Linked DNA regions of Homo sapiens: region 2 is linked to region 1. A link is an interaction called in ENCODE POLR2A ChIA-PET data of the cell type or tissue named here. Cell type or tissue: OCI-LY7. All regions are shown on one strand. Each heading gives the region's core, and the rest is flanking DNA. Links, peaks and the distances in the headings are about the cores only. Region 1 has its middle 19 kb from the start of SIMALR. Region 2 has its middle 33 kb from the start of WAKMAR2.

Region 1 (2,918 bases), core at 296-2,795:
CATTTCTGATGTAAACAATAGACTTTCTATTTATTTTTAATTTTTGGAGAAATGGTCTCATTCTATCACTCACGTTGGAGTGCAGTGGTATGATCATAGCTCACTGTGGTCTTGACTTCCTGGGCTCAAGCAATTCTTCTGCCTTAGCTTCCCAAGTATCTAGGACTACAGGTGTGCGCCATCACACCTGGCTAATTTTTAATTTTTTTTTTTTTTTTTTTGTATAGTCAGGGCCTCACAATGTTGCCCAGGTTGGTCTCAAACTCCTGGCTTCAAGTGATCCTCCCACCTTGACCTCCCAAAGCACTAGAATTACAGGTACAATAGACTTTTAGTAAAACATTACATCACTTTCTAAAATATCTTCAGAAATTAAATACCATATCATTTGATATCCATAATTGTTCTTGGAGAAAAGGTATACAGGCAAGCTCTTTTTGACAATTGGGAATTTCATACCACTTCTTTTCTTCCTTTACATTGTATTCCCATTTTGGTATCTGCACAGATTTTTTTCACATTGTGAGATATTTTTCACTTTTGAAAAGAAATACAATATGATACTTCTGCCAAATGCAAGTTCTCAAGCAGATCAACTCTAGGAAGGAGGACTACTAATGCTGAGGATCTGGACTGTCCGTACCCACATACCCTTAGAAAGTCTTGCTCCACCTCTGGGACATACACACTCAAATGTAAAGACTGCTGCTTCATTCTGTGTTGCTCTTTCTGCTTTTCAACCACATTTTGTCTCATTAATTCACAATTATTACTTTACCTGTCTTCGTATCCCCTGGACAATGCAAGTGTGCAAAATTTTGTTTCTCTCTCTATCTCTAGCACAAAGCAGACATTTCATACTGGTTTGCTGATCCAAGGAGCTAATTAGTGTTCTGTCCTGTTCTTTTATTTCTTATTGTAGTTTCTTTCTTTTTCTCTCTTTTTCTTCCCTCCCTCCCTCCTTTCCTCCCTTACTCCCTCCCTCCTTTCCTCCTTTCTTTCTTTCTTTCTTCTTTCTTTCTTTCTTTCTTTCTTTCTTTCTTTCTTTCTTTCTTTCTCTTTCTTTCTCTCTATCTCTCTCCCTCCCCTCCCCTCCCTTCCTCCCTCCTTCCCTCCCTCCCTTCTTTCCTTCCTTCCTTCCTTCCTCTCTCTTCTCCCTTTCTCTCTTTCTTTTCTTTCTTTTTTTTTTCTTTCAAGATGGGGCCACACTTTGTTGCCCAGGCTGGTCTCGAACCCCTGGGCTCAAGTGATTCTCCCACCTCGGCCTCCCAAAGTGCTTGGATTGCAGGCATGAGCCACCGCACCCAGCCATAGTTTCTTTTTCAGACTGTGTTATTTTGAGCACTCCAGGTGAGGTCCATTTAACAGTAAACATAAGGGGAATTTTTAGCAGGTGGGTACAAAGAGTTCACTTCCTCACTTATAGAAGAGAAAGAAATAATATTAATAACATAGCCCAGGCCATGCCTTTGAAGCCTAGAAGCTCCAGCTGCCCAGGATGTGATCCTTGCTCCAAAAGAGCTAACCAGTTAGCACAGGGTGCATAGACATGGAAAACATATGCTAATAAAACGTTATGGGGCAGGAAAGGCAGGAGTAGCCATTGCCATTTTTATTGTAGAGCAGGGCCTGCTACAGAGTTGGGCAAGATTGCCATGAAATATTGTATTCATTAGACAAGAACGCCATGCTTTGGTCCCTTGTCATAGACATAGAAGAAGTGCATGTGTTATTAAGTATTTGAGGTGGAGAAAGAGCCCAACTACTTCTTGGGTGTGGCTAAAACTATCCTTTTCAAGAGGCAACAGATGGGACAGGGGCTTTGGAGTCTGACAGATTTGAGTTTGAGATCTACCCTTTACTAACTGTGGCAACTTGAGGTGCTGAATCTTTTGAGTTTTGGTTTCCTCATCTATAGAATGAGAATAATGTTATGTGCCTCAATGTGTTGAGTAAAGACATAATGTGATTATATGTGTAGAGTGCCTGACATCTGGCAGATATCCAATAAATATTAATTTTTTTCTTTTCTTCCTGTGTGGCTCATAATACTTTGCACATACTTTGATGTTATTTCTCACTAGTTTGATTTATTGTGAATTTCTTTTTCTCTCCCTTACTAGAGTCTTCAGAGGTCCCATTTAATCCATCTTTGTTTCACTGAACATGTCATAGTGCCTTCTCCATGAAGAGTGATCAGGAGTGTTAAATTCAATTAAATAGGTGAAGAACCTCTATCATAGATAGGAAAAAGAACATCTTTTTCCAGCCCTAAATCTTGATCTTGGCTTTGAAATTCTCTTTATTTAATGTTCTTTGGGCAATGCAATAGAAATAGACTCTGGTTAACTGGTTAACTTAAGCTAAAAAGGACTTATAGGAAGAGCTCTTCAACAGTCTTTAAAAAATTTTTTTTCAGATGGTGTCTCGATCTGTCACCCAGGCTGGAGTGCAGTGGTGTGATCTTGGCTCACTGCAACCTCAGCCTCCCAGGTTCAAGTGATTCTCCTGTCTCAGCCTCCACAGTAGCAGGGACTATAGGCATGCACCAGCACATCCAGCTAATTTTTTTTATTTTTAGTAGAGACAGGGTTTCGCCATGTTGGCCAGGCTGGTCTTGAACTCCTGGCCTCATGTGATTCACCCACCTTGGCCTCCCAAAGTGCTGGGATTACAGGTGTGAGCCACTGCGCCCGGCCTCAGCAGTCTTATAGGAGAACTCAACAAGCAGCCCTCGGGAGCACGGAAGCAGGGGAGCTCCAGCACCTGCAATGCGGGAGCCTTGCTCTAGGCGCCACCATCAGACCTGCAGCTCCAAATTTATCCATTACTGGGATTACCTCTAGAAGTTCAAATTCCCAGAAGAAAGCCCAACTTGTATCAGGTGCCCTTCTTATAGCTAGAGCACCAAGATTGCA
Region 2 (2,918 bases), core at 280-2,779, 64 kb after region 1:
TTTATCTATATCTGTATACAAGTAATATGCACACAAAGAATTCTGACCATAGTAGCATATACTATTTACCAACTCTTTGATTACTTCATTAGAATTTCCCATGCCATTAAATATTCTTTAAAAACAGAAATTTTAGTACCTATTAAGCTGATTATTAAAACAAATCCAAATTAAACTCCCTTTGCCTCCCAAATAAAAATATTAATTTTTTAGGTGAATAGTTAATATTTAAAAACTCAGTGAATAATATATTAATATGTATTTTCACTTTCTGTTAAGCTTTGGGCACCCGCCACCTTCATTCTTAGCTCCATCCTGGTCCTGACGCAGCTAGCCTGACCAAGCCTTGAAGTACATCAGATGCTGTAACCCTACTCATAGGTACAATTTTGAATTTGTGCTGGATCCAAGGCCATTGCGTCTGGGGTGAGCTTCAACGTCTTTGAGCCCCTTGAGCTGTATCCTTTCTCTTCCTCCTGGCCTTCACTGAGCTTGCTCTGTCCATGTCACTAGGCAGCTTGCCCTGGTTAACACTGAAATCCCTATCTGGGCCTGGAGCCAGCTCATGAACTGCACTCAGGTTCTCTGGGGTCTTGACAACATGATATCTTATTGCCAGATATGTGTTCCTTTATTCTGTTTATCAGTAGGTCAAGTCAATAAAAATATATTGATTGCCTACTCCATGCCAAGCTACTATGTGGGGGATATTACTGTCTGGACTTTGATCTGCTGTTGAGATATCAATCCAAACAACTAGATCTCAGTCAACCCTGCCGAATGCCTGATTCCAAAATTCACCATTGGCTGGACAGTCTGTTTTGCCCCAGATTGGACCTCTTAGATACTGATACCGTGTCAAGCTTACTATATCCCTTTTGACACTATAACTTGAAAATCTAGCTATCCATCTCAGGTCCCAGTTCTACAGAAAGGTTAGTCCCCAGTAATTCTGGCTTCTTTTCCTGTCCTCATGTCTCCCTTGCCAAGATCCTGCAAACTTTCCAGGTAAGCCTTCTTGGGTTCTGACCTTTATAACATTTATGATTTACAAAAATATCTTTATATATATTTTCCCATTCTAGTTTTGAATCTTAAAATAACTCTTTGAGATAGGAGGGGAGGCTTATTAAATCTCTGTTTCACTAAAGAGGAAACTGTCTTTAAGAAGACTAATGACGTATTTATGTTTAATAAATGGCCTTTTTAGGATGTGAACTCAGACCTTATCTCTCATTTTAATGTTCTTTACCCTGGGGGGTGGGGTGGCTAACCTTCACTTTGAACAGACCTTATAATTCATTTCAGGAAGCAGTCAACTCTTTGGTATGAAGGATTGATGTGTTAGACCTCCTAGGACGACACTTTAACCCCCAAATAATTACTCAAAACACATAAATATTACATCCTATGTAGTTAGAAGGATAAAAGTCAGTAGATGTAAGGCCAAGCATGGTGGCTCATGCCTATAATCCCAGCACTTTGGGAGGCCAAGGCAGACAGATTACTTGAGGTCAGGAGTTTGAGACCACTCTGTACCCAAAATACAAAAAATTAGCTAGCCGTGGTGGCATATGCCTGTAATCCCAGCTACTTGGGAGGCTGAGACAGGAGAATTGCTTGAACCCAGGAGGCAGAGGTTACAGTGAGCTGAGATCATACCACCACACTCCAGCCTGGGCGACAGAGTGGGACTTTGTCTCAAAAAAAAAAAAAAAAAATCAGTAGATGTAAAGGACCTTTGAGCAATGTGAGAATATGTTTCTTAGCTAGGCATAGACCTATCAAAGGGAAAGCTCTGTATAGGATCTCTTTTTTAAAAGAATTTAATTGTTATATTGAAACATAATTGTATGCCTATATGTGATACGTGTGATATTTTGATACATGCGTACGATGTGTAGTGATCCAGTCAGAATAATTAAGATATCTGTGACCTCACATAGTTATCATTTCTTTGTGCTAGGAACATTTCAAATCTCTTCTAGTTTTTTGGAATACACATCCTATAGCCTTTCTGCAGACTGAAAGTCGGCTTGGCTACTTCAGGGTAGAGAAGTCACCCACCCCAATATACATAGTACATGGCAGTGTTAGTTGCCACCACCTTCAAGAGCCCTTCCCAGCTTCCCTTTCTCTGTTGAGGCTGAAAGCCTGGAAACAACATTGCCTGACCTGTGTTTCTAGCAGAGTTCTTGTTTAGGGCTCACCTCCAAGAAAAAATCACCAGAGATCTGGAAAGCAAAGGAGAAGGAGAAACCATTATCTTCTCATGACAGCTGTAGGTAGTGGATGTAGGCAGGAAGAAAATGTCATCAAATGTAATTCCTGAATTTTCATACTTTTGAAAATCATCAGCAATTTATCCTGAGCTTCTCTTGCCCAGCAAGAGAAGTTATCTTAGCATCACATTTCCTATAAAAAATCCTTTCCTGCTTAGAATTTCTAACATGGTATTGTTTTCCACCAGTCCAGTTTCAACTGATGATCATATTTTCCCCATGATTTTACCTTTTTTACATTTACTTTATTATTATTTTTTTTTTGAGACAGAGTCTGCCTGTGTCACCGAGGGTGGAGTGCAGTGGCACAATCTCAGTTCACTGCAGCCTCCGCCTCTTCGGTTCAAGAGATTCTGGTGCCTCAGCCTCCTGAGTAGCTGGAATTACAGGCCTGCACCACCACACCTGGCTAAGTTTTGTATTTTTAGTAGAGACTGGGTTTTACCATGTTCGTCAGGCTGGTCTCGAACTCCTAATTTCACGTGATCCTCCCACCTTGGCCTCCCAAAGTGCTAATATTACAGGCGTGAACCCCCTGCCCAGCTACATTTACTTTTGTTTCTCTGAATGGGAGCTCTTCAAGGGATGGATGTGTCCTATTTACTTTTGCATCTCCAATGCTTGCAATATATGAGG

Evidence for each region. Peaks named below come from ENCODE experiments on the same cell type or tissue, not always from the same donor. Only the 100,000 strongest peaks of a DNase experiment are listed, where the experiment ranks them.
Region 2: POLR2A ChIA-PET joins it to region 1 with 6 read pairs; 4 of 35 experiments call an interaction of 5 or more read pairs at or near these places.

What each region holds. Positions count from the first base shown.
Region 1 is chr6:137,963,554-137,966,471 of GRCh38, reverse strand. No RefSeq gene overlaps it. Among named protein-coding and RNA genes, the nearest start is that of SIMALR, 19 kb to the right of the region's middle. In OCI-LY7, for the core only: no CTCF peak of the experiment used is centred there; a DNase peak (open chromatin) is centred at 1,391; H3K4me3 peaks cover 226 bases; H3K27ac peaks cover 2,011 bases.
Region 2 is chr6:137,899,388-137,902,305 of GRCh38, reverse strand. No RefSeq gene overlaps it. Among named protein-coding and RNA genes, the nearest start is that of WAKMAR2, 33 kb to the right of the region's middle. In OCI-LY7, for the core only: no CTCF peak of the experiment used is centred there; no DNase peak of the experiment used is centred there.